Regions from separate parts of the Mus musculus genome. Here all the other regions are linked to region 2. A link is a loop called in an ENCODE intact Hi-C map of the cell type or tissue named here. Cell type or tissue: left cerebral cortex. All regions are shown on one strand.

Region 1 (8,000 bases), 110 kb after region 2:
GTGGGGCTGAAGGCAAATCAAACAGTCGAGTCCACTCCCATTAGAGGGATTAGGATCTGGTTCTGTAGAGATAAAATCTACAGCTCAAAAAAATGGCAATATCCAGGCGGGTTTTAGGTCTGTACATAAGTGCTCCCATGCTTAGACTATAGTGAGGGTTAGGAACTCACCAGGACTTCTCTGGCTCTTTAGTGTTTAGACTAAACATGCTGGGTCTCCTGTTAAATGAAAGCAGCCATCTCTGTGTTTGCCAAGTCTCTGATGCAGTTAGCATCTCAGGGTACCACTTGGTGATGTATATGTATGTATATATGTATGTATGCATGTATGGATGGATGGATGGACGGATTGATGGAAGGATGGAGGGATGGATTTAGTATTTTGAGACATGGTTTATTTGGAATTTTTCACTGTTGTGCTATCCATATGAAAAAACAACTTATAGGATAAATTATTTTGCTTCTGATTTCAGAGTTTTCAGACCATAGGGGTCAGGGCAGAGCAGAGCTGGTCATATCATAGCGGATGGAAGCAAATAGATATTAGGAAAGAGGCCAAAGCAAAATATAACTGCAAATAACACACACTCAGTGGCCTTTCTCTCAACCAAGCCCTGCCTCCCTAAATTTCACCTCTTCCCTAACCATCCTTTCCAGTTTTGAGACCATCAACTGATACATAGATAAGATCAGGATTTGCCCTCATAGACACCCCCAGGAGCAGGCTCTGTAAAGCCCCTACACGTTGCTCAATCCAATCAAGTTGAAGGTTACGATTAACCCCAGCCAGGTCTCACTATGTAGGTCAGGCTGGCCTTGAACTTGAAATCCTCCTTGCTCAGCCTCAGAATAACGAAATCATAGGTCTGCACGACCATGCTTAACCATGGCAATACTTCAAAGCACACAGTAGGTCTTTAAAACTCTGGCTTTTTTGCTCCTTAGTTCCTTCAGATTTTTCCAGAATACTTGATCACATAGCGTGGCCTTGGCCACTCTGGAACATATTGACACAGTGCAGTGTAAGTGAGCTAGAGAGAGGTTCACTTGCTCCCAGGCAGAGGGAGTTGGCTCTCTGGAGCACTGGCTAGACCTCAGACTTCTCCTCAGTCCACACACGGGTAAGCATACAACATTTAAAAGATGAGTTCCTCTCATCTCTTCGGGTGACTTTTTCAGAGATGAAGCCTCGAGTGTATTCTTGTGGGTGTCTGACTAGGTGTGTTCGCTTTGTTTCGAAGGATAAAAAGCCCAAAGAACAAGAAAAAAGAGGTGATTTTCTCCACCGTCCGTTTTCCAAGAAGTTGGACAAGAATCTGCCTTCTCACAAACAGCCATCGCCCTCGCTGATCACACAGCTCCAGAGTACCAAAGCCCTGCTCAAAGACAGGAAGGCCTCCAAGTCAGGCTTCCCCGACAAAGGTAGGTCAACTCCATTGTCCTGCTCAGCTCACTGTGTGCGGGTGGCTGTGTGGGCTCAGAACAGAGGCGACTGTGCCGCTGGAAAGGGCCCATCGGTACATCCAAGGCCAAGGGACTCAGACCAAGCAGCGGGGTGGATCACCTGTGCAGGGTTGGAGAAGACAGAGATGGGTGTGCGCAGTATGATGAAAACAGAGATGGGGTGCATAGCACTGCAGGTACACGGTGTAAAAGGAGCAGACACAGAGATATGGCAGCGGGTCATCAGGGTGCTCGGGACTGTGGAAGAAGACTTGAGATATAAAGAACTGTAGAGGCAGAAATCAGACCAGAAATTAGTGTTGTAGGAGCCGAGGCTGGGGTACATGGTACTATAGGGACTGTCATCAGATAGATAGTTGTGGTATGAGAGTCTGCAGGTCCAGAGCATGTAGGGGCAGAAGTCTGCATGCATGGCATTGTGGGACTGGAGGCCAGGGCATAAGGTATCACAGAAGGTTGGGGTGTAAGAATAGAGGGAGATGTGCAGCCTCAGAGACTGGCACACACCACATTCTGGGCTAGGATGAGTACCTGAGATTGCATGAACCAATGGGATAGATTGATGAGAGCAGGAGGTGGAGGCAAAATCGGGTGCTGGGATGTAGACTTATTGGAAACATGGCCCCATGAGACATTCAAGTGTGACTGTGTCTGGGTTCTGGAGTGGTGGTGGGATTCCCCGAGCCAAGTTCAAGTCCCAGTTCTGCTGGTTGGTTGTGGGCCAGAGGTCTTCCTTTGAGTCCCTTAGTTGTAATAGCCACTGGCTGTTAGAGCTACTATAAATAAACTCACTGTGTCCAATTCAGAATCTATTCCATTGTTGATAACTGATACGTGTGATCATCCCTGGATGGCACAGGTTTGAGATTCGTGAGAGAAATCCCCCCCCCTCACTGGGAGGGAGACTGGGGGTGTCCTAACATGGAATCTTGAGACAAGAGTGTTCTCTTTATATAGGTGGGTTGCTGAGGTTTTATTATTTATTTATAGAGGTCAAAGCACAGACTTTGAGGCTCAGGGAGGGGAGTGGTCATCTGAGGTCAACTCAGACTTGTTGCTCTGCTTAGTGGGACTCTGGGGTGGCAGCTCCTAGCCCTCCATTTCCCAGAGCCCGGCCGGTCTTGGTGCACAGAACATAGCACTAGGAAGGGAAGCCATGCTTGTGCACCAGCCGGATCACTGACAAGATTAGCCATTAATGAAATCCTACATCTTCCTGCTGTCACGTACCAGGCATCTGCTGCCTGAGGAGATTTATTTCCGTGTCTGAGTATTTATTTACGTGGGGAAGGAAGATTCTCCGAGCCCTTGGCTGCTCCTGAAGCCACTCGCACTGGGCAGCAGCTTGCTCCTGCAGCTGGGCTTTAAAACGTTACTCAGTGAAAAGACCCTGAGGTGGATGGAGCTGATTCTTTATCAGCTTGGTGCTCTTTCCCCCAAGGGTCGAGCCTCTGGGCGGGGGGAGGGGGGGGGACGGGGGGGACGGGGGGTTGCCCTCTCTTTCCTGGGACAGTTTACAAACCCAGATGCTGGTCAATGCCAACTCGAGATGGGAAGTCTGGCCGCTGGCTAGTTGCCTTTGCCTCACAGTTCTGTTTGAAGTTGCCGAGGCTGCCTTGATTTTAAAGCCACAAGGGAGGCTTGAAAAAAGGAGGGGCACCTACAGCCTGGATGATCCTGGAAGGTTTTGCGCTAAGGGGAAAGAGCCAGTCTTCAAAGTTCAGCTATCCTATGAGACTATGTGTGTTCCTGCAATGGCCAAGTTCAGGGAGCTGCAGGTGGAATGGGGTTGTCAGAGTGTAGGGAAACAAGACAGAATGGATGAGTCTTCAATGGCAGCATTATTTCTGCAGGATAAAATAGCTGTGTGTCTTTGCCAAACTGTTGAGTGAAAGAAATTGAGCTGGTAAACTTTCTGTTACATATATATATATATATATATATATATATATATATATATATATATTTTTTTTTTTTTTTTTTTTTTTTTTTACCATGGCAAACTTGTAAGAAAGTATCTGAGAGGACCCAAGTCTTTCCATAGTTAGCAGTTGGAAGGAAGATCAGATATGTGGGTGTTCAGTAAGCCAGACTCTGTGGACGTTTTAGCTTTTAGTGGATGTTCTGTTGAGCAGCAAACCTCTGTTCAAAAGCCTCTGGGATTTTCAGTTACCAAAATAGAGTGGCTGTTGAATTGGGTTAGCCTGGTGCCTCCTATACCCTAGAAAGACTTGTGGGGTTCTGTGGGGCCTCAGATGTTCTGGCTGATTCTTCCTCTAACTAGACTAGGGTGTTTGCTTCCTCCTGCTTGCATTAGTTTGCTTGTCTCAGTTAAGCTGGTGGCTGGGGGTGGTGGCTGGGGGTGGGGGGTGGTGGTTGGGAGGGCATGAACACAATGGCTGTGTGTGCTCTTTCTGAACCTATTTTTCATGGTCTTGTTTCCTTGGTATGTAGATTCCTTCGTCTGCCGCAATCTTTTCCGAAAAACCTCTGATTCCAATTGTGTGGCTTCTTCTTCCATGGAATTCATCCCTGTCCCACCTCCCAGGACACCAAGGATTGTAAAGAAACTAGAGCCACACCAACCAGGGCCGGGAAGTGCCAGCATCCTCCCCAAGGAAGAGCCCCTGCTGCTGGATATGGTACGCTCCTTTGAGTCTGTGGATCGAGAGGACCACATAGAACTGCTGTCCCCTTCTCACCATTATAGGATCCTGAGCTCGCCTGTGAGCCTGGCTCGTAGGAATTCTAGTGAGAGGACACTCTCCCAGGGGCTGCTGTCCGGAAGTACCTCACCTCTCCAAACTCCACTGCATTCCACGCTGGTCTCTTTTGCCCACGAAGAAAAGAACAGCCCCCCGAAAGAGGAGGGTGTGTGTTCACCGCCTCCCGTTCCCAGTAATGGCCTCCTGCAGCCTCTGGGGAGCCCCAACTGTGTGAAGAGCAGGGGACGGTTCCCCATGATGGGCATCGGACAGATGCTGAGGAAGCGGCACCAGAGCCTGCAGCCTTCCTCAGAGAGGTCCCTGGACGCCAGCATGTCCCCTCTGCAGCCCACAGCCCCCTCCAGCCTCTCCTTTGACATGGCCGACGGTGTCAAGGGCCAGTGTTAACCTGGGATGGCAAGATTCTGGGTCTCTGTGAGGACAGCCACGGAACAGGGCTCCACACAGGCAGGCACCAGGGCATGGGTGAACAACCTCACGGGAGCATCCTTTATTCTTTTATACCTGCCACACAAAGTCCCACGCTTGTATCAGCTGAAGTCCACAGACTCAAAGTCCACACACTTACTTAGGGACCCTCTGAGACGCTGCGACTAGGGGGAGGGGGAGGGGGCGAACTGTGGGAATCACACCTTCCAGCCTGAGATTTTCTTTGCTATATCACCAATCACTGAGCCCTCTCCAGGATCCCCCCAGTGGGCTCAGAGCTAAAAACCACACCTCCATCTGCTGGGCCAATCAGATTTCCAGACTGGTACCAGGTTGTCCCTCCCCTCCGCTCTGTGTGTCTCTCACAGTTCTGTAACTGACCGTCAGTGGTCAGTTACAGTCTCACGCGGACGTGCCACTCGCTGGTAAGGACGTTCACCCAACCTAGGGATCCCTCTACAGAGGGAAGCAACCCCCCTTTCCCTAACAGTGAGTCCCCACAGAGTGCTGAGTCACAGTGCTGGACCGGGAGGAAGATGGGATGGCGCCTCAGACAGAGATGGAACCCAGCAGAGAGAACCCAGGAGGAAGACGAAGACTCATTAAACGCTCATTCCTGTGCAACGTTTTGACAGGTTTTTCTTTCCTCTCTTTCTTTTTCCCCTGACCTTTTCTTTTTGGGTTGAAATTTGCTGAGGATTGAACGAACTTGTCCAAAGAGATCTTTCTTTATATGAAGTCATTAATTAAATTTTTTTTTTTTTTTAAAGACAGGGTCTCATTAAGTAGCCCAAGCTGGCTTCAAACTCATGATCCTCCTGCCTCAGTCTCCAAAGTGCTGAGATTACAAGTATATATCCGTGTCTGGCTCAAAATAGCAATTCAAAAACAAAAACTAGTTGGCCAGATGAAAAGTAGTTTTACCAAATTCACGTGTTTTTGTTTTTCTGAGAGGCTGCAGCTCAGATGGCCGAAAGGCTGGCTTGGGTGGCAACAGGAGGACCACAGTGGCCTGCCTGCCTAAGGGATAGTAGCCTAGCCATCCTGTGTTTATACCGTGGCAACAGCAGAAGGCATAGAACTTAGCTCCAGATGGCTCTGGAGAGAGAGAAAGGATTCTTAAAGCAGAGTTGAGACAGCAAGAAGCAGGGAATTCGCTGTGTCATGCTGTTCTGCCGTGGTTAGAACTTAGCTGTTCTGCTGGGAGCTAGGAGCAGGCTTGCCGCCCCCTGGGAACACGCTCACAAGACGGTTCGTCCCCAAAGGAAACAGTGCCCCCCAAACAGGCTTTCAGTCCATGCTGTAATCTGCACCTTCCCCTCCAGGATTGAACCAAAGATGCATTTCCGGTTTTGTGACTGTGCCACTCTGTGTGTCTCTTGTGGAACCTGGTGTTGTCTGATCCTGTCCGGCTGGCGCTGGATGGAGGACTGTCTCTGTGTGCATCGTGGGCCCTGGTACTTAGCAGAGGACAAAGGGCACTGTTGTCAGGAGGGGAAGACTTGGCACGGGCTGGACCACAGTTAGTTTAGAAGTTATGGAACAGCTCAGAATCTTCTGGCCTTTGACTATTTCAGATGGGGTCAGAGACCAGAGCTGTAGCCAGGAAGCCAGGTTCATCATCTTGGTCCATCGATTCTAAAGTGGGCAAATTTCTGTGACGTCACAAAGCCGGCCTTTGCCAGTGAGGGCTGAGACACAGTACAACTGCCTCTCATTTACTGGTGGCGGGCGGCTTCCTTTGGCCTCTCAGAGCTCTGACTGAACTAGAAGAGAACACGGATTTGGCTGACCCTGGAAGAAAGCTGCTCTAGTCCTGGCTGAATTTGGTAAGACCTGGACTACTTAAACTTTAGGGAGGGACTGACTCCCTCCCGAGGACCCATTACAGGAGGAGGCCAGGCTTTTCTCCCAGAGCTGATGGTGTTCTTCATTCAGCATGGCTTCCGTTCAGCTCCCAGGACTTGACACTGAAAATAGAACTCTTTAAGCAGAGAGAAGAGGAGAGCCATCCACAGACGCTCTCCGTATTTGATGTGACGTGTTTGAGCTTTGACGGGTGAAGAGTCCTTTTAAAAGATAACTGCCAGCTGCAGGCATCTGGCTCTGCAAAGCTGGTAGGATGTGTACCTGTGTACTGTGCCCGCCCCCTTTCTCCTAGCCCTTTATGTCTTTTTCTGACTGTTTGCTTTTCTCGTATGTATGTGTGCCTGTGTTGGTGCGAGCCTGTGGAGAAAGAGTCTCCCATCCTTCAAATGCTTCGAGAACAGCGTCAGATGTACAACTAGTTTGCCTGCGTTGCTACTGGTACCTTGGACTCTGAACTCAGGTTACCCACCTGAGTCCTCAGTAGGCAGTGGACCCATTGAGAGGCAAATGAGAACAGGAGGGAGACAAGCTGTGTTCTGGGGCGCACATAAACACCTGACAGACGAGTCTAGGAAACCGCGTGAAAGAAGAAATGTTAAATTCTTTATTGTTTTATTATATTTATACGGAAAATGTGGCTATCCTTTTGTTAAGTGCAGAGTGTATTGTCTGTTTGACCCATGACTGTCTGTCCTTCATGAATGAGTCTTTGCCTGTGATTCTAGTCAGCCTGTGGCTACTGATGGGAACGGCCGATCTGTCATCATGTGAAGTCCAGGAGGAAGAGTCTATTTTAGTCATACGATTTGGTCATGAGTAAGGACTATATTTATGTCACCACTATTGAATATATGTACTTTTATAATGGCTGTGAAATACACTTTTTCCTCACAATGGCTGCTGCTTTGTTTATTGATGGTTCTTAAAACATTGAGTCTAAGTAAGGCGCAGGGTACTTAAACCTCTTGGCACAGACACAAATGAGGACTTGGGAGCATTTTCAACCACAGGAGCCCCTGGTTAATCTCATCCCCGGGGTGGGGGTGGGGGGTGTTTACAAAGGGTTATGTGGCTATGCGCTGAGTGGAAGCTCAACATGGCTCCCCAATGTACTGTTCACATTCAAAGGTCAGGATTTCCCAAGTTGAACCAGAGACAGATGGATATCCATGAATCTTGCTTCTGGAGTCAGTCATTATTTTAGGTCCTGGATCAGGGGAAGGGGTGGATATCTGTTGGGGCAGAAGTAGATTCGCCGTTTGGATTTTCTGGGTGTGACACCAGTCACCTGCTCACAATGTTTTTCTATAGGTGCCGCCACGCCACCGTCCTTAACAACTTGTGTCCCTTTTCCATAGGGACTCCAGGCTCAGCAGGTTGCACGGCAGGGCCCCTGTTCCCACTATTCAGACTCAAAGTGCAGTTAGAGATGCAGGAGCAGTTTGTAATGTGATGTTTTATTTGAAGAATCACAAGATTTCAGAGCAGGAAGGAACCTGAGACTCTGTGATCC
Region 2 (8,000 bases):
TTTAGAAAGTCATTTGTAACATCAAACTGAGGGCAGATGGGGGTCTTGCTGTCCTCAAGCAAGAAACTGTCACTGGACACTCTGGAACTGATTGCCTTTTTGCACTCAGTCAACAAATACTCTTTAGACAGGTCTGCAGCTCAGACACTATGCTGGGTACCGAAAGGGCAAAATGCAAACCAAACAGGCACAGCCCCTGTCCACTGAGTCTAAAAAGAAAGACAGCCAGTAAGCAACATGGAGGATAGAAGGCAGATGCGAAGCTGAGTGGAATGCCCTGAGAAGAACCGAGGGTCCATCATCTATGGCAGCTCGTTGGTTGGGAAGGACTTCTTCTAATGGAACACATATGTTGGGTGAAAACCACCCAGAAGCAGCAGTTGGAAACTCTCTCTCTCTCTCTCTCTCTCTCTCTCTCTCTCTCTCTCTCTCTGATGTGATGTGATGTGCATCTGAGTGCAGGTGCCTTTGGAGACTAGAAAAGAGCCTTTGATCCCCTGAGCCTGGAGTTACAGGCCATTGCAAGCAAATTAATATAAATTCTGGGAATTGAACTCTGGTCCTCTGGAAGAGCTGTGTATGCTCTTAACCATTGAGCCATCTCTCTATTCCAAAGACAGATAACCTGTAACGCCTAGAGGAACCCTACAAGCTTGCAGGGGGTGGGTTGGGGGTTAGTAGAGGCTCTTCAATGGCAGGTGACTGGTCCTCTGCCCTGTACTTCTAGAATTCCTCCTGGGAGAGTGATCCAGTATCTCGTGTGCTTATTCGTCTTATGAAATGAAGCTCTGGCCTTATTGAGCAAGGCCACTTTAGACAGTAGAAACTGTAATTCAAAAACCAGTTACTAAGCTCAGGCAGGGGTAGGATTTGAACTTCTCTTTCCCTTTGGCATCCATCCCAGCCAATAGAATCAGCAGTGTGCTTGGACCAGACCCAGATAGCAGGAGGCTTGAAGATTTAAGGGGCCTGTGTTTTCTCTCTTCTTCACCCATTTCCTGACCTCTACCCTGGGAGGGTATAATCAAAACATTAAGAGGAAAGAAAGTCACTATTTTATCATAAGTGACTTCCACTACTTATGAAGCACCGTCCCCTGCCTTCCCCCCACCCTCCCCCTCCTCCCCCTTAAACGATGAGTACTCTCTGGGATTTGCCTTAAATTGCAACAAATGAATCTCTAAATTTTCACAAAGAGCTAATTTCCTAAAATTTAATTAATGCAATATTGGGAAACTTTAAATCCTTTCCTGAAGGAAATGGGCTTCACCCCCAAAATGGGCTTTATTCTCCCCACACTTTGAACCTAGCATCTTCTCCCTCTCCCCACTTCCTGCCTTTAAAAAATTCAATTACTGAATTAGAAACGTGAAAATGTTTGGATGAGCCCTGCAGAAACTGTAGGAGCTAAGGCGTCCCTCAAGTACAGCAAGAAAGCAGTGGAAAGCTTGTCTTTAACGTAGGAAATCCAGAGCAATGAGACCCCAACCCAAGACAAGACTAGACTCGGTCATAATAGCAAGGGTGGAGACTCACAGCTTATGCGTGGTTCAAACCAACAGATGCCTGAACTTGAAAAACGGTCATTTTGGGGGTTACTTTCTAGATAGGCCAGGAAAGGGATCTTCCCCGCCCCAAGACTGGATGGGTGACAGCTGTGTCCCCTCCCCCACCTCAGAGCATAAATGTGGATCGATGATGTCATAACTGTTTACTGCGGGGTAAACAATGAAATGAACTTTGTTAGGACCGAATCCTCCCTTTGAGCTCAGATGATGTGTGATCAGAGGTTAAATTTGCATTAGACGCGGGCACCTCAACAGGTCGCATTTTGGAAAGCCCTCTCCGCATCCTTTTTGTGTGTGTGTGTCTCTCATTTCGCTTCAGGAATATATTGGGGATCCTGGAGAATAATGGGTAGGTGTCTCAGGCTGTTTATGTTTATTGTTTAGGTGAAATCAGTGCACTCACAGAGCCCGCAGAATAAAAGCATTCAGGAGCAGTGAGGCTCCGGTCCGGTCCGGTCCGGCTCACCCTGCAATACATCATCTCTAAGGAAAGCAGAGAGGGGGCAAACGAACGCGCACAAGCAGCAAACGCCCTGGTTCCTACGCTGCCGCCACTACTGTTAGCTGTGGCGGCTGCTTCTCCACGGACAACAGCAATCGAGTATGTGTGCGAGCCCCGACACATAGCCTGCTAGGTACCCACCCACCCATCTTCCATAGTCCCTACTGTGTGCCAGGTTCTGGGTTGGGTATCCAACTCTGCTACAGTCCAAAGCTTCTCTTTCTCTTTCCCCTGCCTATGGTGGGTGCTGTTGGTGAGGACATTCACTCTCGAAAGGGCCAGAAAGCTCAAGCTCAGAACCTGCGCGATCCGCACCCCGGGAGGCAGCAGGTCTTGGGCAGCCCAGGAGCGCGCGTCTACGCGGCCGCGCGGGGTCCCCCTGTCTGGCGCTCAGGTGGCTTCGCCGCCCACTCCGCCGCTCCCTTCCCCTCCCCTCTCCAGCGAGGGTCGAGTTCGGCTGTTGCGCGCGGGGAAGGAAGGAGGGGCTACGAGGGATTTGAAAGTGCTCAAGCTGCGGAGTGGAGCTCGCTTCTGTCCCCGCCGCCCGCGAGCGGATTAAATTTCTGCAAATTCAAACTGAATGGGGCTTTCTTCTGCTGCCTTCCAGAGGGCGCCTGCAGCCCGCCGCGCGCTCCTCTCCGGCGGGAGCGGCCCCGGGGAGCACCGCTGAGGACCCGGCGGGCCAGAGGGCGGCGGCGCCCGGGCTTGGGGGACTCCGCCACCGGACTGTGCCCCTCTCGGACCAGCAGCCGCTGTTCCCTCTCACAGCCGATCGGGGCACCAGACGGGACCGCGGGCGCGATCTGGGCGATCGATCCTCGGAGGACGAACTTCTCGGGGGCGGGTCCCCGGTCGCCCGGTCGCCAGCTATTGTCTGCGCGCGGCGCTAGCACAGAGGCGCGGGGGGCGTGAGCACAGAGACCCGGGCCGGGCGGGGCCGGGTCCAGGGCGGCGGCAGGAGGAGCCAGGGCAGCCCCGGGAGCCGGAGGAGGAGCGGCTGCGAGCGCGGGAGCCGAGCGAGCGCGATGCCGGCAGCGGCGGGGGACGGGCTCTTGGGCGAGCCGGCGGCACCGGGGGGCGATGGAGGCGCGGAGGACACGACCAGGCCGGCGGCGGCCTGCGAGGGAAGTTTCCTGCCCGCCTGGGTGAGCGGCGTGTCCCGCGAGCGGCTCCGGGACTTCCAGCACCACAAGCGCGTGGGCAACTACCTCATCGGCAGCAGGAAGCTGGGAGAGGGCTCCTTCGCCAAGGTGCGCGAGGGGCTGCACGTGCTGACGGGAGAAAAGGTGAGCTGGGGTGCGCGGGCCTGGCGGGAGGACCCGGGAGCACTGTCCCGCGAGCACTCAGCCTGGCTCTCCAACCCAGTGTGGCTAGACGCACGCTCAGGCTCTCCTAGTGGGCCACCGGGCACCTACTGATGGATGATGGTGGTGATGGGCTCACGTTCGTGGGGTGGGGTACCCGGGCAGATAGATGTACCCGCGAAGCTACCCCGCACCGTCTTTCTGTTTTGTTTTGGAAGGGTGCCGCCTGGCGGACGCCAGGGAAGGGAGGGGAGAGGTGGCGGTGGAGGGTCCTGCGGTAGGGGCATGGATCAGTGCAGAGGCGGGAACTAGATCCAGGCTGGGGTTCAGCTTTGCCTGTGGAATGTGCGGCGGCGGGAGAGCAAGGCAGCCAGTCTGAGGTTGCTTAGAGTTTCATCCCTCCTGGGCTCAGGCGAGGACGTGGAGGGGAGTTGGGGCCCTGTAAGCTCCCCTCTCCCCCCGTGTGGGCTGGGGCAACTGTTGGAGTAACGATCCTGCTTTTGGCAGGTGCAGAACTACACAGGCCCTGGACTCTAGAAGTTTGCAGATACCTTTTCATCTTTCTAGAAGACAGTAAAGGAAAGGGGCCCCTCCCCCACACCCGGAGGGACTCTACTTCGACCTAATTAGAAGTGAGAGAGTGAACTCTTGCCAGGCCGGGTGCGGGCAGATCTCAGGTGTTAACTTAGATTTGTGAAAAGAAACCCAAGAAGCTGACTTACTTTTGAGGCTGGGTGGCCTCAGGCAGGGAATTGCTCTGGGCTGCCAAACTGGTATCTTTGTAGGGACCCAATACTCTAATCACCCAGGCTGGGGGTTGTCCGCGCGGGCGGAGGAGGGGAACTCAGCCGGTCCTAGCAGCAAATAGCCCAAGGGCCAAGCCCTCGGGCCTGCTGCTCTGGGTTTCCTTGCCCAGCCTAGGGGTTTGTGACAGTGATGAACTGTGAGAAGTCTGGTGACAGGCCAGGGCCACCACACTAGTCATTTTCTAGCCTCTGGATACCTTTGATTTCCTCTTGGTTTCTGTTGTCCTGGAAACCCCTACATTTGAGCACTGGGTTCCATCACCCTTTGACTTTATCTTCTTTTTCTGTAGCCATTCCAAGTGGGGTGCCCCTTTATACTGGGTAAGCAGGGTTAGACCGAGCAGTCATTTTCAAGTGTCTCTTGCCCGAATTTCCAAGCAAAAAAAAAAAAAAAAAAAAAAAAAACACCCACAAAAAACAAAAAAACAAAAACAAAAACAAAAAACAAACAAACAAAAAAAACCCAGCATTCAGTATGAACTCACATTAGCTCTTCAAAGGAGAAACTCTTTAGACCCGTCCTAGTTGTTCTCAGTGGAGTAAGGGAATATTTATTTACTTTTTGGTGCGCAGTGGGCTGTCTGCCGGACACACATCAGTGATGCAGACTGATTTCAGGGAGCTCATTTCTGTTCTGGCAGGGAGAGGCGAAGGACTTTGCTCTCAAAATCTAGAGGATTTAGTCTGGCTATGCACATCACCTCTCTAAAGAGATCAGAACTTCTTAGAGCTTTTTGCCATGTTGGGCTGGACCTCAGCTCCTCACTAGGGCAGTTTTGCCCCATGGGATAATACTTTTGTCCTTGGCTGCACTGCCTGGGGTATTCAGGGTTCAGCCCTGATTCAGTTCTGGACTCCTGTGTTAGCTCCTGCCTAGCAGGAATAAATACAGGGAGGTTTCTGCCCAACTGGGGTCTAGATGAAGGGTCTCATTTCCTCCTGTCTTTATGATGGCTCAATTCATCTTTGCATTGAGAGGAGGATTGTTGAATATAAGGTTTTTTCCCCCTGGACCAGTTGATCAGATCTAGTTAAAGACCATAGTTGTCAATGCAGAGGCCAGGGATGCAAACCTTGGTCATTCCTGCAATGCTTTTCTTTAACCAGGAGGGACCTTTCTCTGGGGACAACAGAGTATCAGGGAGGGACCTGGATATTAGCTCCTTCAACGGTGAGCTTTAAAGAAACAGTGGTGCTATTCATAGCTTTTATCTCCCTAACCCTACACCTTTAATGCTTAACTAATAGATGTGGGTTTTAGCTGATTATAGAGATGAGAAGGAGAGGGGGAGGGGAGAGGGCTAGGGGGAGAGGGAGAACATTTGGTGAGTTTCTGAGTCCCAGGCCCTCCTTTCTTTTGGGTTTTGCTTTATTAAGCAAAGCTAGAGGAAAAGCGGAGGCTACCTCAAGCTATTTGCAAACTAAACTGCAGGCCAAGGGGCTTCACTTCAGGAAAGGCAGATTCTGTGAAAGCTTGCTTCCAGGCTCCCAGCCTCCCCGCCTATCACAACTTTCTTAGGGTGCGTAGGTTTAGTTAAAGGCTTCCTTTTCTTCTCCTTTTTAGTGGGTGCAGATTTTCTCTTTTAGGAGGAAGGGATGAATCCTGTGGTGGGAACTAAGTCCTCCCTGAGCCACCTGGGCAGAAGGACCCGGAGTAGCTCATCTTGAGGAATGCGTTTGTGGAACAGAGGATGAAGGGAAGACGAGGGCACCATCTCACATTCCGTCTGTTCCAGAGCCACTCTTATCAAAGCATGCATTTTATTTTGGTTGATTTGTGGTTAAATCTAGACTCTTGCTCGTTGAAGGCGTCCGAGGCAGTGTGGGTGGTTGGTGGTGTGTTTGGTAAGGTGCACATTTCCAGAACGCTTTGGATAAAAATCCTCCTGGGTTTGCTAGGAATTCCCGGCTGAGTCCAGAAGACAAGCACGTTGCTTTACCCGCTTTCCTTTTGGACTCAGTCCTGTCTCACCCAGAGGCTCCTGTTGCCACCGTGAAGCCGTTTGCTTGGAAGCCATCCAAATCTCGATGGCCCCCTTACTGCTGAACACAAAGGGATGGCTTAGGGCTGAGACCTAAGTTTTGCTTCCCTTTAGCTTTTAAGCAAAAACTATCTCTGCCCATCTGGCTTTATAAAAATAAATATTCACTCAATCATGTGAGGTTCTTAATTACGATGTTCTCAGTCATGGCTGGAGTGATGTTTGGACCAGGAGACATCATTCGGTTAGATTCTGAACATGTAATTCCCCGTGGCTTTGACATAGAGAACAGTTGCTGGGCAGGAGTATGGGCTAGCAGCGTTTACAGACTGGAGAGCCTCTGTTTTTTGTCTCAAAGTGGTTCTCGTTAGGGAAGAAGGACCTGTGTTAGGCCCATGAGAAGTTACCATCACATTTTAAAACTTGAGTGACATCTAACTGAAATGGCTCGGTGGTTAAAGGTGGGTGCCGGCCTGATGACCCAAGTACTTTCATCCCTGGTACTCTTGGGGTAGAAGAAGAAAACCACCAACTCCTGCATGTCCTCCTGTAATCTTGAGACTTCCACAAGTGCACTTCCGCGTGTGCCCTCCATCAGTAAGTGTAATAATATTAAAAATATTTATGAACACGGTGAAGAAGCGCAGTGGGGAAGGTCTAAGACCACCTCGGGCACAGTGGGCTTGGAAGGCCAACTGGAGCATTCAGTAGAGCCATGAGCACTGGCACCTTCACCTGGGATGCAGAGGCCAAGGTGGGTACATGAAAGTCAGTGAAGGGACTCCAGGAACTCAGTCTAACCTTTGACTTTTATTTAAAAAGCCCCTTTATACGTGTCAGTAGAGCTATTTTGGGGCGAAAACAAGGACTGCCTGCTTAGTAAGTTGCAAGTCATCACTCACGGAGTGCAGCGGCACCAGATACCTGGAGTGAAGAAGTTACTAAAATTACCCTTTACTACGTTTTTTTTGCGGAGCAGGAAATATGACTAATTTTAGAGGTGGCCTTTTGGCAGATCTGTTTTTAGCATGTATTTCTGAAACAAACAGGTGCTAAAATCCTGTATTTCTTTTTAAGAGAGAGAGAGAGAGAGAGAGAAATTTCAGGAGCGACGGTTCTGAGGTACAGGGCACACGTGGAGAACTGGAAGTTCCCATTAACCTTCAGCAGGGGCTCCTTGGGAGGAAGGAGGCAGTTTTCAGAGGCACCTGCCCTGTGGGTCCCGCGTGCAAGGCAGTGCCTATAATTTCCTGGATTACAGGTGGTGAGGTTGTGGGCACACTCTTTTGAACTTCCTGCCTCGCCTCATCTTTTTGAAGTACTTGGGGAACGCTGGAAATTGGCACGTAGGGCTTCTTCCCCAGTGCTCGTTGACACAGGGCCAAAGGACTTCAAAGGATGGCGTGAGTCAGCATCCCTAAGCAGACTGGTGCCCGGTGCTCGCTGAGGAGGAGCGGCGCCCACGAGGAGGAGCGCACCTTGCATTTTCTCTGCAGGTGTCCCGCTCTACTTACTAATCTGACTCAGGTCTGTGGGCCCATCCATGTCTGCATGTCTCTGGCTATTCTAGGGATGTAGCATCAACCAGAGCGGCGATTATCTTCCCAGGAGGCGTAGAGAGCGCTAGCCACATGGGCCTGTTGGGTTGATGGCCTGGGTATAAATTAGCATTTGGGCTGAAGTTTGTTGTCCCTCTCAACTATTCATTGGGAAAAGTGACCTTGAGCTGCTTGCCTGGCCCTCCTTTCTCTACCTCTACAGTACAGGATTATGGGTATCTGCCACCATGCCATGCCTGGTTTATCTAGTGATAGAGATTGTCTTAGTTATTGTTATAT
Region 3 (8,000 bases), 74 kb after region 2:
TGCCTCCCGAGCACTGGCATTAAAGGTGTGCACCACCACCACCTGGCACCAGATGAACTTTTTGATCGAGTATAACTTAACTTTGAGAATATTATGATGCTTGTTGGAAAAACTCAGTGAGCCTCTAAGGGGGGGGGGGGGAAGACATCAGGAGTCTTGTCCCCGAGAATGGGAGGGGGCAGGGTTCTCAGTTGGTCACTGTGGCTGTGAAAATTAGCTGTCTCATGTACTTATGCATAGTCCATGGGCCTTCTTGAGCTTCCTGCCCCTTCCTTCACAGGAGAGGGGCCCTGCCTTTCCCTGAGCCTTTGAGTGGATAAGTTGGGTAAGAGGCAACTCGCTCTCATCTCTCTACAGAAAAGAGTGCTCAGGAAGAGAGTGACAAACTTTGAGCCAGGTCCTAGGCTCTGCATTTACAGAAATGATACCAGATGCCATTCCCTGCAGGCAGGGGTCACACACAGAAGGGTTTTCTCTGTTCATGATAAAAGATGGTGGGGAAAGGGGCAGGAGGACATCTGTATTCATCTGGGGAAACTGAGGTACTTCTACTTTTAAAAGAGAAAATCAGCGCCTGCTGGGTGGTACCTGCCTCTTAGCTCGGGATGCAGGATGCTGGGGCGGAGGGTGATACATTTGAAGTTATCCTGGGCTACACAGTGAAACTTTGTCTCAAAAATGGAGCTTTCTTCAGCTTTGGGGCTTAAGTTAATAAAATACAAGTCATTTCCCCGGGTATTTACACCCCCCCTCCCGCCCCAACACCTTTGTAGCTAGCACATTTATTAAATAGGGCATGAAAGCAAAAAGGAACAAAGTCCTTGAGATACACCGGAAAGCGTTTTCTTCCAGTTTAATGGAAGAGGGTTGGGAAGAAGGATGCTTTTAAGATGGATGAACTCTTCCGAGTCTCCTTTGAGGACCCTAAAGTGGGAGTCGTACTGAACACTGATGCAGAGAGAAAGAAGGACAGAACTTGCTGGCACGGGGTTAATTTTAAAATCATGAAGGTCACTCCTTCCTGGTAGACCGGTATGGAACCAAGGTGCCCACGCGGCAGTCCCTCAGCTGTTCTCTGTGTGAGCACGTGGTTGTCAAGGTTCCTGGCAGCATGGCCCCAGCACTTGGGACCTCACTTTTGACCTATTCTGCAGAGTCGACACTTGCTTTGTTCTAGGTAAAGTTTCTGGCAACGTCTCCAGGGAGTGCTGGCTCCGAGTCTTTCCTCTCAGAGGAAGTTTTCTCTAGAGATTATTTTAATGTGTTGAACTGACTATCAGGACCAGCGATTGCCTTCTGACTCAGGACCAAAGATCCCAGGCTATTCTCCAAGGGGACTTTCCTCCTTCCGGCTGCTCCTTGCTGTCACCAGTCCTTCCAGTCCTTCTCTTTTGACACCAGAGTATTACACAATTTCCGCTATCCCATAGGGTTTTCTCAACCTGCCAGGGCTCTCTCTACTTCCTCTTGGTTTTGAAAACATTAGCACTATTGCCTTGTGGCTCCCTCCCCCCCCCCCCCCCACCATGTAATTGCTGGCTTTCTTCAAAGCTAGCTATCCTGGACTCATAGAGATCCGTTGTCTGCCACATAGAACCCAGGAAACCCCTGGGCCATATTTCAAAAGGCTTTTCAGGAAATTCTGAGCATGTTTTGAAACTCCGCCTGGTTCTATGGGATTACAGAGGTTTATAAACCGCATTCCACAAGTCTCCCTTGGTATTCTTGCATACTTGTGAAATGTCAGAGGGGCTGAGTCTCTCTTTATCCACATATTAAACACGGATGAAAGCTCTAGGGGAGAGGAATTAAGATGTCCAATCTGGTTTCTCTTTTAAAATCTCCCAGGGCAATCTGACTATTAATGTGGGTTTCTGTTATCCATTACAATAGGGCCAAGTTGTAACTGTAGTTTTTGTTGTTGTTTTGTTTTATTAAAAAAGTTTCATTATTTATTTATTTTTAATGAAACAACAGAGATTATTTGGTGCCTGGTTTACACCAGACACAGCACCCCCGTGGGTTCAGCTATTTGGCCCTCAGATTATCTATGTTTTAAGAATAAATGACCTTGGGATGAAGAGAGAGAAGTCATCTGTAAGGGCGGGTGTGTGAGTTTTTAATTGAGCACTGTATCAGAACTGGAAGACTTTGGGCAAGGCAGTCAAGTTCGTCCTTGCTGGCTGGAGTTCCCTGGTGCCATCTTAAACACAGTAGCTTTCATCTTAATCTGTGGTCTAAAGTAGATAACGGAGAGAGGCAGAGACCAGTGTATTAAGCAGTGACTTATGGAGGGTTTTTTTTTTCTTTCTTTCTTTTTTTTCTTTTATTCTTTGAAGCCAAGTGATTTGGTATCTTCAGATATCCTAGAAGAAAGTTTTGCAAAGGTTTTCGAGTTGTTATTCTTGGTTCATACATTCAACAAACCCCTTCAGCTGGTTCCTTCCCCCCTCACCTCACTGTACCCTACTTCTGTAGGCTTTCTGAAGGCATTCAGAGCATTCAGCCTGTGGCAAAGAAGCCACATGTCCCCACTAGAGAAGACATAACATGGAAGGTGACAGGGCAGTGTCTTCAGGCTTGAGTGCTGTCCGCTGCCCGCTGAGAGGAAGAGCAGTCTTGAGGTCTTCACATAATGGCCTAGGGGAGGTTTTTGTTGTTGTTGTTGTTGTTATTGTTGTTGTTTAAGTGTTATGAGCGCATGAGTCCAGAATTAGGTGGAGTAAATTTATGACTTGGTACAACTAAAATACCCAAAGTAATTTACATGCTAAAATGACCAAGACTAAGGAGCCCCTGCTTATTCCAATAAACACGTTAACATAACCCAACGGGGTCAGTGCTGAAGAGGACCTGGGTGGCTGTCTGTAGTCTGTGCACCCCTCCCGGCTAGGCAGGGGTCCTGCGAGCCCTGCAGCCCTGCTATGATGACTTGATTTCCCACAACTTAGGCTTTATCTTCCCAATGGCTTTTAAACTAGACTGAGTACATTCAGAGAGATTTAAAAAAATAATCATTATTGTTGCTGATGTGTGGATTTGTGTATGCGATGTGCTGTGTGTGTGTGTGTGTGTATGCGATGTGCTGTGTGTGTGTGTGTAGGTGATGTGCTGTGTGTGTGTGTGTATGCGATGTGCTGTGTGTGTGTGTATGTGATGTGCTGTGTGTGTGTGTGTATGTATGCGATGTGCTGTGTGTGTGTGATGTGCTGTGTGTGTGTGTGTATGTATGCGATGTGCTGTGTGTGTGTGTATGTGATGTGCTGTGTGTGTGATGTGCTGTGTGTGTGATGTGCTGTGTGTGTGTATGTGATGTGCTGTGTGTGTGTGTGTGTGTGTGTGTGTGTGTGTGTGTGTGTGTGTAAGAGAGAAAGAGTTAGAAAAAGAAGAGGAAGATAATTTTCATCTCAGCGGGCACCTGGTGGTCAGAGGACGTGACAGTTTTCCTTTAACTTTGACGCACATTTCAGCGCTTGTCTGCTAAGCACTGTGACCTACTGAGCCATCTCACTGCCCCCCACCTCCCACCCCAGAGGGATTGTTAAGCCAGATACTACCAGGCCTGGCCCCTGAGACTCTGACTTCTCAAGTCTGGAGCTGGTCCCAGGAATGTGCGTTTTTAAGTGTTTGGGTGGTGCCGGTGCAGTAGCGTGAGGACTGCGCTCTGGAAAGTGACGCTGCTTTGATGATCAGGACTCTTACAGGCGCACCACTCACAGTTAGCTAAGTCCAGTTTTTTCCCACTTCCTCATTAGATAGTGTGAATAATTCAGTTCTCACTGTGGGAGAGTATCCCGTCTTGTTCCAGAAGGGACTGCACAAAATACACAGAACTTCACTTTGGCCACCGGTCCTCGTTCAGCCCTGCAGGGGGGATAGGCTGTCTGCAGGCTGCCGGGTTGCAGTTTATCTTGGAGATGACTGTTTAGTGGCCTTCAGTAACTGTGGAAGAGGCCAGAGGTTTTCCCACCCATTAAGGCCTGTGTCTAAGGCCTCTCTGTGGACACAGATCTTACAGTTTTGAGACGGCTTAGTTTTCTTTTCTGTTACTATTGAAGTCTCCCCCAAAACCAAGGTGTTTGGCTCTATCTAAAACACATCAAAGACGGAGCACTGCGCAGCGGGTTCTTTTTTTTTTTTTTCTTTTTTTAAGATTTATTTATTTATTTTATGTATGTGAGTACACTGTGGCTGTACAGATGGTTGTGAGCATTCATGTGGTTGTTGGGGATTGAATTTTTAGGACCTCCACTCGCTCCGGTCAGCCCAAAGATGTATTTATTATTATACGTAAGTACACTGTAACAGATACACCAGAAGAGGGGGTCAGACCTCATTACGTTTGTGAGCCACCATGTGGTTGCTGGGCTTTGAACTCAGGACCTTTGGAAGAGCAATCAGTGCTCTTACCTGCTGAGCCATCTCTCCAGCCAGAGCAGTGGGTTCTTAAGGTCTCCACACAACTCTCCTTCCTCCCCTTCCACGCTTCCTTCCTCAGCGTGCCTCTGTTGCCCACTTCCTTTCTCTATGAGATCTGTTGCTTGGTATGGACTTGCAGCAATACCGCATGTTCTTGCTGCCGTCTCCCGCTCACCATGCTGGTCCCTGTTGTTACATGCGATGCCGCCTCGATGCCGCCCGAGGAATGAATGCATTTCTCTGAACACACACCCAGAGTGACTGCTGTCACTGGCTGCGCATATGATATGCCTTGTCTGTTCTTGGCTCCTGTTCCTTGGTTTATGCCATTTCTCACCTGGCCTTGTGCAGCCAACTGAAGATGTCTACGCTCCTGCATGAAAACACTCACTGGAGATGCTTCCTGGGTTAAAAGTCCCTTTTCCTTACCTGGGCACTCGTGGAAAAGCAGTGCAGCCCAGCAGTCTCTTGGACTCAGTGCTCTTTGCTCAGAGGGGTTGTGTTTATTTGTTTGAGGGTTTGCCCATTCCGTGTTTCTCTTCAACTCACCATCCAAAAATGGCAGCGTCCTCGCCTGGCTGACAGTACTCAGTCAATGAGAGGCATCCAGCAAGAATCTGTGGAATGAATGTGTGTGTGTGCCTGCCTCCCTGACTCTGTTCTGAGTTCAGAGAGAGAGAACTGGGCTTCAGCTTACTTCTGAAACCCGAGAGCGCTCTGTGCTGTGCTGCGGGCTCCAGTACCTGTCATTATAAGGAATGCATAATTCGGAGGCGCCTCTGTGGAATTACACTCAAGGGTCTTAATTTCAATCAGTCTCATTGGCTCTGTTTTGACTGGAAATCCTGTTGCCTGTTTTTAAAAACACATCCGCCCCGGTGCCTTTGAACAGCGGAGACCTCTTGGCAGGCAGGCAAGCAGGCAAACATTTCTTCCCCATCAGGAAATCTCATCAACATGATAGTAGGTTTATACATCCAGGAAATAAAATCCTCCCAGAAGGCTTCACTGTCCTCTGGCTGGCTTTGGATATAAGCAGTTAAGCCCACTCAACCACAGCCCAGATACTGGGCCAGGGCCTGGTGGCCGAGTCTTAGGACAAACAATCAAAGGAGAAATAAGATTGGGAAAGACCTTCCTTAGTGACAAACCGGAGCTAAGTTCAAGAGATGGATAAAAGGCTGGCTTTGAGTGTGGGGTTTTGGCCTCAAATGGCTGAATGGTAAGCAGAAGCTGTCATTAGCCCAGCACTGGTAGTTCTGGCCCTGTGTTTCATCTGCCTCTAAAGTCACACTTTGCGTGTTGTATCTGGAAAGATTACAGACTAGCAAGGTCTCTCCTGATTCTCTCAAGGTGTATAGTACTTCCCTTCGTCTGGAATTTCTTGGTGTTGACATCTTCCCATTACAATGTGACTGTCTCCTGCTCAAAGAACTAGTTTGGGCTTTGGAATCTTTGCCTGTATGTAGTGGACTCTCCTGGGTATGGGACCCAAGTGGGTGTTTCCCACGTGTTACATACACAGCCCGAGGTGAGTTTATGGCATTCCCCTTTGTGTACCCCATGAGGCCAGAGGTGCAATCTTCTGCCTGTGGCATCGTTTTGCCGGTCAAGAGGTTTCAGAATTTGGAGGAGTTTAGGTTGTAAAGCTGACACTCCGCTTGGATTCATAGACAAGAGAGTGTGGCTCCTCCTCGGGAGGGAGCTCTTCCAGGGCTCACTCATCTCCGAGCCCCTCAGAACGTCTTCCCAGTGTTCTCGCCCCAGCCTTTCCGATGTCAACACCTCAACTGGGACATGATGTGAGGGTTCTGGAAAGATGGGTTAGCCAGAGGCTCCGTGTGCGTGCTCTGTGCCTTCTGCATCCAGGGCCTCTTCTGCTCTCACACTTTGATGTCTATCTTTCCAGAGGCGTGAACATGTATGCCATGCTGACGGGGACCCTACCTTTCACTGTGGAGCCTTTCAGCCTGAGGGCTCTGTATCAGAAGATGGTGGACAAAGCAATGAATCCCCTGCCGACCCAGCTCTCCACAGGTAATGCATCTGCTCCTGTGGGTTGAGGATCTGTCGCCTGCCCTCGCATGGTCTGAACTCATTTTGGAAGGGCTGTTGGTTTGATGTGAGTTCCTTCCCTGTGTAGATACAACAGGGTTCACCGAGCTTCCCATCCCTAAGCAACCAGACCACTCTGTGTGTGTGCTCGCTCTTCTTGTAATTTGAAAGCTCCAGGCCCCTCCTTCTGTCTTTGGTACAAAGCACACACATCAGGAGGGCCTTGTGCCCTTTGCTTGGGGACTAGCTGCAGGCTCGGCTGTTTTAGAGTGCCGCCTTGGTGAGGAGGGCTATAAGCATGCTTACGTTTCCGTTAGTCAGTTTATTGTAAGGGGATAGTAGTTTCAGTCATGTGTTTGATCTGTGATTTGTTTTATTATGTGAACTCTTGAGGCTTTCAGGTATAGGTAGGTTCGGTTACTTCAAAACAACCGATCATACGCGTGTTTGAGAAGTTCTCTCAAACGTTAGCAGCTTCAAGTTGCAATAAGAGCCTTGAGTAAAGATTGGGTTTTGACTCTGTAAATGGACAGGATCTGATCTTTTCTTTGGTTCACACTTTACATCAAGTTCCTGGTCTGAGCTGGGCGTGGTGGTGCACGCCTTTTATCCCAGCACTCGGGAGGCAGAGGCAGGCGGATTTCTGAGTTCGGGCCAGTCTGGTCTACAGAGTGAGTTCCAGGACAGCCAGGGCTATGCAGAGAAACCTTGTCTCGAAAAACCAAAAAAAAAAAAAAAAGTTCCTGGTCTATGCTCCACTCTGAGGGTCACTTAATTGTTCTGTTAGAAAGAATCTAGGTTCAATGAAATGAGGCTTTGACCAAGAAAGGATAATTATTTAACTTCCCCCTTTCTGGTACATGGATAGAACAGAGCATTTTATTTTGCCACTATTTTATTTTTCCCTTGGGTTTATAAGCATCTGGGGAACTGGCCCGAGATTTAGTCTTGTCAATGGATCCAACTTGAAATGAGTTCTTGGGCATAATTATCTAATTGAGCTATACTGTGACCTTGCCACTGACGTGTAATCTCTGGAGGTTGACAGCTTTGGAAGGCATTGTGTCCTTGGGAAGAGAAGCCACTGTACTGACTTCTAGAACAAATAGTTCTGCAATGGGAGTCTGACCTCATGGAGTTAGAAAGTGCACAACATATTGAAGGGATCACCACATTGAGGCATTTGGGCACTCGGGGTCGAAAAGTGCTACAAAGTATTATAGGAAGTGTTCAGCCAACCGTCCATTTATTCATCATTTCATATCCATTCTCTCTGTCCATGATAACTAGGCACATGCTAGGTGTGTGTCTGAAAGAGAGGGAATGAGCCACATATAGCCTCAGCTTCTATAAAGTACACACATCTATGGGAAAAGAAAAAAAAATATATATGCACACATTTGCCCACACACACATATATACATATACACTCATACACATACACACATATATACATATACACTCATACGCACACACACACACACACACACACACACACACATATATACATATACACTCATATGCAC
Region 4 (8,000 bases), 230 kb after region 2:
GGCCCTGTGACCTCTTTCAACCAGTGTTAGAAGCAGAGTCGATGCACCCCCCCCCAAAAAAGTCCCCAGGTCCTAGGGAGATGTCTCAATAAAGCATTTACCCCACAAGCCTGAGAACCTTGCTGGTACAAATGGTGGACTTTGGTTTCTACTGTTTCAGTGTGGTAGACATTTAGTCTGCACTGTACAGTGTGGGTTGGTGGGACCTTTAAGAGATGGTTAGATCATGAACCCTCACAATGGATTATCGTCGCTGTTGTCGTCGTCATCACAAGAGTACACTTGTCAAAACAATACGGTCCTCTCTTGTTCTCACTGACCCCTCTACCCTTCTGCCTGTCGCCAGGGCATAACACAACAAGAAAGCCCTTTGCTAGAGGTTAGCCCTTTGACGTTCAGCTTCCTGGCCTCTACAATTATAAAAAAATGACTCTGTGAGTCGGGCATAGCTAGACAGGCCACCCAGTACTAAGATGAAGCAGGGCAGTGGTGTACTTGAGACCAGTCAAGGCTGCATAATGAAACCCTGTCAAGGAATAACTAAGTCAATAAATCTCTTCATACATCACACAGTTTCAGGTATTCTGTCGCAGTAACACAGAATGGCTAAGACATTTGAATTAAATGTTCTGGTACCAAAATTTGTATCTTGTCCTGAGCCTTGGCACCCAACATTCCCTTTAGATGACCTGAGGCTTGTGTCTCATGCTGAATACTTTTTCCTAAAGGGGGTCCTCTAATGCAGTGGCTCCTTACCTATCAAGACCCCTTTGGGGGTTAAGCAACCCTTTCACAGGGGTCACCATCAGAAAACACAGACATTTGTATTACAATTCAGAACAGTAAAAATATAACAGTTACAAAGTAGCAACAAAAATAGTCTTGTGGTTAGGGGTCACCACAGCTTGAGGCACTGTATTAAAGGGTCGCAGTGTTAGGAAGGCTGAGAGCCACCGCAGTAACAACACCTAAGTCACTTGCATGTTATAGTACTGGCTAGGTTTGGTAGGAGCATGGATTCCACGTGTTGCTTAGAACTCAGTGAGGGCCTTCACCATAATGGGCAGTTGGTACCAGGGCTCCTTGGGTCACCCCCCGCACGCCTGTCATCTTCCAGTAGGTGACAGCCTCCTCCTTGGACAGAAGGTGGTGTCCCAGCTTAGAGAATCTGATGACGTGACATCACTTTACCCCTTCCAGTTACTTAAAGGAAGTCACAAGTCCAGCCTGGTTTCCAGAAATAGACTTGGAGTTTTTTTTTTTTTTTTTTTTTTTTGGTTTTTTGAGACAGGGTTTTTCTGTGTAGCCCTGGCTGTCCTGGAACTCACTTTGTAGACCTGGCTGGCCTCGAACTCAGAAATCCGCCTGCCTCTGCCTCCTGAATGCTGGGATTAAAGGCGTGCGCCACCACGCCCGGCTGGAGATACTTCTTGAGCATCAAAGACTTATGCCACACCGAGTCTCCTTATACTTGGAGTTGATTGGTGCTGTTGTCTATTATTTTAGCTCAACAGTTAGTCAGAATGCCAAGACATCCACACGGGAAAACTCGCAGCACAGACCAATCTCCCGCACAGGCATGCACGGCTCAGAGAAGGGCAGAAATTAGAACAGCTCCATCCTGAAGAGGCTCCTGGAGTTTATTTGTGGGTAAGAATCACTGACATATCATCCATGTTGTACAGTATCCCAGCAGCATCCGTGTGAACCCTCACAAAAGGCGGCATGGGGTGGCCAACACACAGTACAGTGTAACTCGGCCAATATTAGCAACTGAACGGAGGCATCATTGTTGATCCAATTTCACAGGAAAGAAAAGGAAACTAAGGCCCAGAGAGGTTATATGAGCAGCCCAGGGTCACAAGGGGAGCTGCCATAGAGTTAGTTTTGGCCACTATATAGACAAGAAAACTGGGGTTCCTAAAAAGACCTTGCTAACAAAACTGAACTAAGACCCCTGCCTAAACTGAGTTCTGGTCTGGGCTTGAACATACTGGGTTGCCTCAAGAGAAGGAATATTCTAGAGTCTTCCAGAAAGAAAAGACTCGTTTCTGTGATGAGGCAGACCAAGGCATTCAGACCTTAGTGAGGCTACGCAAACACGGAGCAGAGTAGACATTTGTTTAAAAGTGGATGAGACTAGACCGTTGTGCAGTATTCCTATGACAGAAATGGAGTGGGAGAGACGGCACACACTTGGGGCACACAGCTGTTTCCTGTCTGTTTGGATGGTTGATTTCTGGTCCATAAAGAGAATGGACTACTTCCTGTCTGCAGCAAACATGGACATCTTTATGGGAATCTTGTGTAAACACTGGCAGGGGGCTGCTGGGATGCCCTTTGAAATTAGATTCTCGTGTCACCTCATATTCCCAGCTGGAACGTCTGTCGCCCTAGCTGACCTGGAACTGAGAAGGGGCAAATCTAGAAACCTCTCCCATGGCAGCCTAACCCACAGCAGAGAGGGACTTTCCCAGGCCTTTTTATGCCTAGCCTCGGGCCTTATTGTGAGTTCTAGCTTTGTCTTGGACAGAAACAGAAAAGCCATCGACAAGAGACTCTCTGGTCTGTGCTTGGAGAGACAAGTAGACTTTGGCAATGTGCCTGCCATGTTCTAGAAAATTCCCCAGGAGCCCGAGGGATGTGGCCATGGTCAGACAGAGCTGGAAGGGACAAAGTGACCACAGAGAAAGGAGCTCGGACAGAGACTCTGGAATGTGGAAGAATCACAGGATTGACCTGCCTAAGAAGAACGCTATCACTGACCTCTCAGGTGGAGAGGCTTCGCCTCCCACACTGGCCTCTGGCACTGTGGGGGTTTGAATATGTTTGGTCCAGGGAGTGGCACTATTGGGAGGTGTGGCCTTGTTGGAGGAAGTGTGTCACTGTGGGTGTGGGTTTTGAGCGCTTCCTCCTAGCTGCCTGAGGATACCAGTCTTCTGACTGCAGTCAGATGAAGATGTAGAGCTCTCAGCTCCCCCAGCGCCATGCCTGCCTGGATGCTGCCATGTTCCCACTTTGATGATAAAGGATGATAATGGACAGGTTCCCTCTGACCTATAAGCCAGCCCCAATTAAATGTTGTCCTTATAAGAGTTGCCTTGGTCATGGTGTCTCTTCACAGCAATGGAAACCCTAAGACAGGGACCCTGGGCTCAGCTCATGCCTCTCTTTAAATGCTCTGCATCTCTGTTGATGCTTCCATGAGCCCAGGTGCTAGTGATGATGAGTAGGAATAAGGATGGACAAGAAGGGTCGCCAGAGAGAACGGGTCCCGGCTGGCTACAAAATTCCCATGAGTACAAGATGCCCTGGGACAGCAGTGTGAGCTTCTGGGTAATCTCTCCCTGAGCAGCACCCCAAGCCTCTGTGGAACAGAGTGACGAGGCACCTCCCTCTGCATCTCCTCTGTGCTCGCCTCTCTCTCCGACTCTTCCTCTGTTTCTCTCAAGTACTATCTCACTCTTGCTCTCTCTCTTGCTCCTCTCTCTTCTCTTTTCTGTCTCTCACTCTCTGTCTATCGCTCTCTCTGCCTGTCTCTCTCGAGTGCGATCTCTCTCCTCTTTCCTCTCCTCTCTCTCTCTCTCTCTCTCTCTCTCTCTTTCTCTCTCTCTTTCTCTCGCTCTCATTCTCACTGGGTCAGCATTCTTTCAGTTGCCAAGTTACTGCCCCATAAGCCCTTCCACTGTCAGAACTTGAACATAGAAGAGGAAGGTGTCATTGGAAACCAGGACATCTTCCAGTCTCTGTCCCTTCTCCTTTCTCCCTCCTCCCCCTTCTCCACACCTTCCTTGTCAGCCATCTGATCTTGGGGCTCGATAAACCGTAAGCGTGTGCATGTGGTTGGGTGGATGGGTCACACATCCATCAGAGGCCTCTGGCTTTCTGTTCATAAGATCCCTTCAGACTGGATCACTTTTGATTTTTCTTCTCCAGTGCTCAGGATTTCTACCTTCCAAAAAAATATGCTCAGGCTACTAGAGCATGTTAGAAATATTTGACCTTTTGAGTTTCCATGGAGACCTCAAAGAACCTAATATCCCCAAGGGACTGAAGGGTTCCAATATCAAACATGGAGGGTCCCCAAAGAAAAATCTTCCAGCAGTAAGTTCAAGTTGGTCCACCTTGCCCAGAGTTGCTCCAACCACTAGAAAATTCTTGAAGCTCTCAAAGTGTAATCTCCAAAGGGATACAGGCCCTTGGCGATTGTAAGGGACCAGATGTCACAGGTGAACTACCAGAACCCCATTTACTGGAGGACTGTGCCTCTGGGGAGCTGGGAGTGGCTCACTTCATCAGAGCCAAACAGGAGATGTGGGCCAGCTCACTCCAGACTTTTCACAATTCAGCATTTTCCTGTTGCCTCGGGAATTCCTGGCAAGTTGGGGCTTTGTCCAGGACCTCCTTCTCTCCAGAGGTTGCCTGCATGCTGCAGCCTGCAGCCTGCAGAAAAGCTATCTAGAAGCTCCCCACTGAGGGGACGTCATCCAACGGTCATTTGGCTCTGTTTTCCCTAAGTCCTCACAGTGGGGACTGACAGTGTTCACTGTTCATATTTTACTGAGGAAAAAAAAAAAGTGCCCATCACCTCACTCCCAGAAAATCAAATGCTGCTTTCCCTGCTGGCGGAACAGCACGCTCTGACAATCCCCACTGAGCAGAGCCAGAGTGATTCATGCTCAGTATTTAGACGAAAGACCAACATATGCTGGGCACATGTGCGGGGAGTCGGCCATGTTGCCAAGCTGCGTCCTGAGAACGGCCCACTCAAAAGAAAGTTCCTTATTTCACCCTCTGCCCAAAACAGAAACTCATATCAGTTCTGCCACCTAAATAGAGCAGCCGTAGGCCTTGGCATTTTGGAAAGGCTGCTTGGAGGCACGGGACGCTCCTTTGAAATCAGACCACAGAAGGGCAAGTAGGATTTATAGAAACTGAATGAGCCCCATTACCTAAGAATAAAAGAACCCAGATTCTAAAAACACAGCAGCACTCTTTTCTAGCCGGGCCCCCGTGTTTTTGTGCCAATGGGATGCTGAGAAATCTGTGCCTTATAAAGATGTTTCTGTGGTCCTTGCCACAAAGAAACTGATTTCTAAGCATCGTTTAAAATAGCTGACAGCCCCTGGTACAGGGTACTCCATCTGAGAGGCACGGTCACAGAGAATGGGACCCAGAGGTTGGAGCTGGGTGGGTCTCTGGCTGTATTTGAAAGGCAGTTGAAGTGTTTACAGTCTTGAGGTAAGATGGCATTTGCAAGAAGCCTCCTTACTTCAAGACAAAGATGCTGAAACCAACACTTGTCCTGAGACACAGGAAGTTCACAAGAAACACATTCCAGTTGCTCCCTTGGGGGGTGGCCGTGGTCCCTCACATTCTCTTCATACTTAATTGGAGAAAATGAGGCGGAGATACAGCTCCGGGGTCTGAATTATGCAATTAAATATGAATCCTTGTTCAGTTCCTCTCCCCGACTCTCAGGCAAAAGCTTCGACAGTCTGTAGGAACAGACTGTTGTCAGGCAATCCTAATGGTCAGGTTGACTGGCGTCGCCTAGGTAACACCTGAGTCTAACACAGTGGAATGCACTGTGACCACCTGTCTTTGGCTCCTGCCATGCCAGCACCTCCTCTTGCAAGGACAGATTTCAGCCCTCAAACCTCCCCTTCCTTAAACTCTTTTTGTTGGTTTTTTTTGTCACAGCGATGAGAAAAGTAGCCATGCCCATGTCCTGTGCCAGTGGAAATGGACTTGGTTTCTGGGCAGAGGAGGTTTAGATACCAAGGGGACAGTGATGTTCCTCCCCCTGGACATTTCCACCACCCCCCCCCCCCCAAATCTTTCTACAGCTTTACAAAAATCCTCACACAAACCAGACCTCCTCTCCTATTAGTCAAGTCCAGGACTGGGTTCTCATAGTAAGTTCCACAGTACACACACACACACACACACACACACACACAGAGAGAGAGAGAGAGAGAGAGAGAGAGAGAGAGAGAGAGAGAGAGAGAGAAATGTGCACATAACCTAATTCCCAGAAGCCGTGAAACAGACCATGTTTGGAAAACTAGGCTTTACTAAACTAAGGCATCTGAGATGATAGGGGTTATTCTAGAGCATCTAGGTGAGCCCTAAACACCAGCATGGTATCCATTTAAGACATTTAATTAAGGAGATTTAGTACAAAGCAAGAGGAAAGGGGGGATGGGAGGGAAGTAGCCACAAATGCCAAGGAGAGCCAGCAGCCGCCAGCAGGTGAGGTACAAGATGCTGATGAGGCTCTGCTTGTATTCCTGGCCTGCAGGCCTCCGGGCATCTAATCATTCTTATCCTATCTGGATTCTGTTCCATGTGACTAGGAGTTAAACTGTACTCCATCCCAACCCTCCACACACAGGCACACAACCTCCTTTGGGAAACACACTGGAACTGTATCCAAACCATCCCAAAAATGTCCTGGGTTGAGCCAATCAATTAAGTTTCAAGATAAGACTTAGACTGTGACAGTCTTCGAGGCAACTGAGAGAAGTTTCGGAGAGGAGGAAAGGCTGGGAGGTGGACTTTGGAGCTTAAACGTCTGGCAAAGGAAACTCAGCAGCAGAGAGCGGACAGCTAGCAAGCATGCGTAACAGGGATGACGACATCGGGGAGTCTCCGCCCCTCTTCTGGACTTCCTGGATGATGGGCACCCTGTAGTGAAAGAGCCAAGACTCGTTTTCTGGAAAGGGATAAATGAACACATTTTTGGCTTCCCAGGCTACAGAGTCTCCACTGTTACTACCTAACTGTGTCTTTGGAACACAAACCCGGCCTTAGACGACACATAAATGAACACGTGTGGCTGCGTTCCAGGAAAACTTAATTTACAAAAGCCGGCAGCGTGCCAGATGTAGCTCTTGGGAGCAGTGTGTTGACCCTTACTTTAGAATAATGCTTCTGGCGTCTCCCTCCTTTATGCTTCCCAAGGGGCCCATTAGGGCTGATGGGTGTGCTCTGCTGGAGAACTCAGGCCATTCTTCTCTGGGTTCTGCCTGCGTGTAGAGAGCCGCACCACACTGAAGTCATGGTGAGGCCAAAAGCTCTTTAGTGCAGTCAGTCACAGGTCTGGGAGCGAGCTTCCTTCAGAGCTGCAGTATCAGCAGGGCCACTCGGCTAAGAGGGTGACGTAACCATGGACAAGTTCGTCAAAATAAAAGAGCTGGGGGTTCCATCTACATGGTCCTTAGTATTCTACTCAGTTACTCTGAGCTCAGGATGGGGGATACAGCATATTGACCTCCTTCCTGGTCCCCCACAATGGTGGAAAGGGGGTGGGGGGATACTGTTCAGTTGAGATGCACTTTTGGTTGGATCCCAGTGTCTGTAATTTGCCACTCTTTTAGGAGGCCTGGGAAATACCAGGCATCAGTCAGGAACATCTCTTCTCTGCCAGATGAAAACACATGATGCCCGTGGGTAAGGCCCACTGCAGCCCATCCAACTACGATGGATTTGGGAAGTACAGTTGGGAAGAGATGCGCTTGGAGAGTCAACCTTGATGACTGTGGACGCTCTCTAGGGAGAGGCAGGGACTAAGTTTACTGTCATCCAGCCTCATTTTCAGAGGCTCACTCTCCCCATACCACAACATTAGATTCTTAGCAATTGCTCATAGTACTTGATGATTGATGCTGCTGCTGCTGTTGCTGCTGCTGCTGTTGCTGTTGCTGCTGCTGTGGTTATGGTGTTGTTGTTGTTGTTGTTGTTGGTGGTGGTGGTGGTGGTGGTGGTGGTGGTGGTGGTGGTGGTGATAATAATAATAATCGCCATCATTATCAACTGCAACAGCACCAGTAACAGCAGTAGTAGACAATGCAACATGCAAAGAAGGCAGCAATCAAAGTCACCTTAATCTTCCCCCGGGGATCATTGTTAGGTTTGGCATGTGTAACAGCTAGTCTTGTCAGCTCGATGGAGACAAACCTGTGGATGTCTGTGAGGGTGTTTTCAGAGCCAGTTCA

The links. Peaks named below come from ENCODE experiments on the same cell type or tissue, not always from the same donor. Only the 100,000 strongest peaks of a DNase experiment are listed, where the experiment ranks them.
Region 1: a loop joins it to region 2, with 2.5 times the contacts of the local background. A loop is called at or near these places in 5 of 42 quality-filtered maps.
Region 3: it touches region 2 in a loop (2.1-fold over the local background); 9 of 42 quality-filtered maps call a loop at or near these places.
Region 4: it touches region 2 in a loop (9-fold over the local background); 12 of 42 quality-filtered maps call a loop at or near these places.

The regions. Positions count from the first base shown.
Region 1 is chr16:90,492,173-90,500,172 of GRCm38, forward strand. Hunk (hormonally upregulated Neu-associated kinase) reads left to right here. Exons shown (of 11, transcript NM_015755.2): 10 at 1,241-1,421; 11 at 3,918-7,381. The coding sequence ends at 4,576. Among named protein-coding and RNA genes, the nearest start is that of Gm35882, 13 kb to the right of the region's middle. In left cerebral cortex, no CTCF peak of the experiment used is centred here; DNase peaks (open chromatin) are centred at 3,213, 3,577 and 5,755; H3K27ac peaks cover 1,924 bases.
Region 2 is chr16:90,383,361-90,391,360 of GRCm38, forward strand. Hunk (hormonally upregulated Neu-associated kinase) reads left to right here and starts at 3,037. Exons shown (of 11, transcript NM_015755.2): 1 at 3,037-3,356. The coding sequence starts at 3,096. In left cerebral cortex, CTCF peaks have their summits at 2,683, 3,618 and 5,325; DNase peaks (open chromatin) are centred at 1,759, 2,524, 2,883, 3,340 and 6 more places; H3K4me3 peaks cover 4,731 bases; H3K27ac peaks cover 4,313 bases.
Region 3 is chr16:90,457,813-90,465,812 of GRCm38, forward strand. It overlaps Hunk (hormonally upregulated Neu-associated kinase), which reads left to right. Exons shown (of 11, transcript NM_015755.2): 5 at 6,329-6,456. Among named protein-coding and RNA genes, the nearest start is that of Gm35882, 47 kb to the right of the region's middle. In left cerebral cortex, no CTCF peak of the experiment used is centred here; no DNase peak of the experiment used is centred here.
Region 4 is chr16:90,617,476-90,625,475 of GRCm38, forward strand. All of the region lies in intron 1 of Gm36063 (a long non-coding RNA gene), which reads right to left. Among named protein-coding and RNA genes, the nearest start is that of Gm36063, 6.1 kb to the right of the region's middle. In left cerebral cortex, a CTCF peak has its summit at 4,621; DNase peaks (open chromatin) are centred at 4,762 and 6,691; H3K4me3 peaks cover 243 bases; H3K27ac peaks cover 3,126 bases.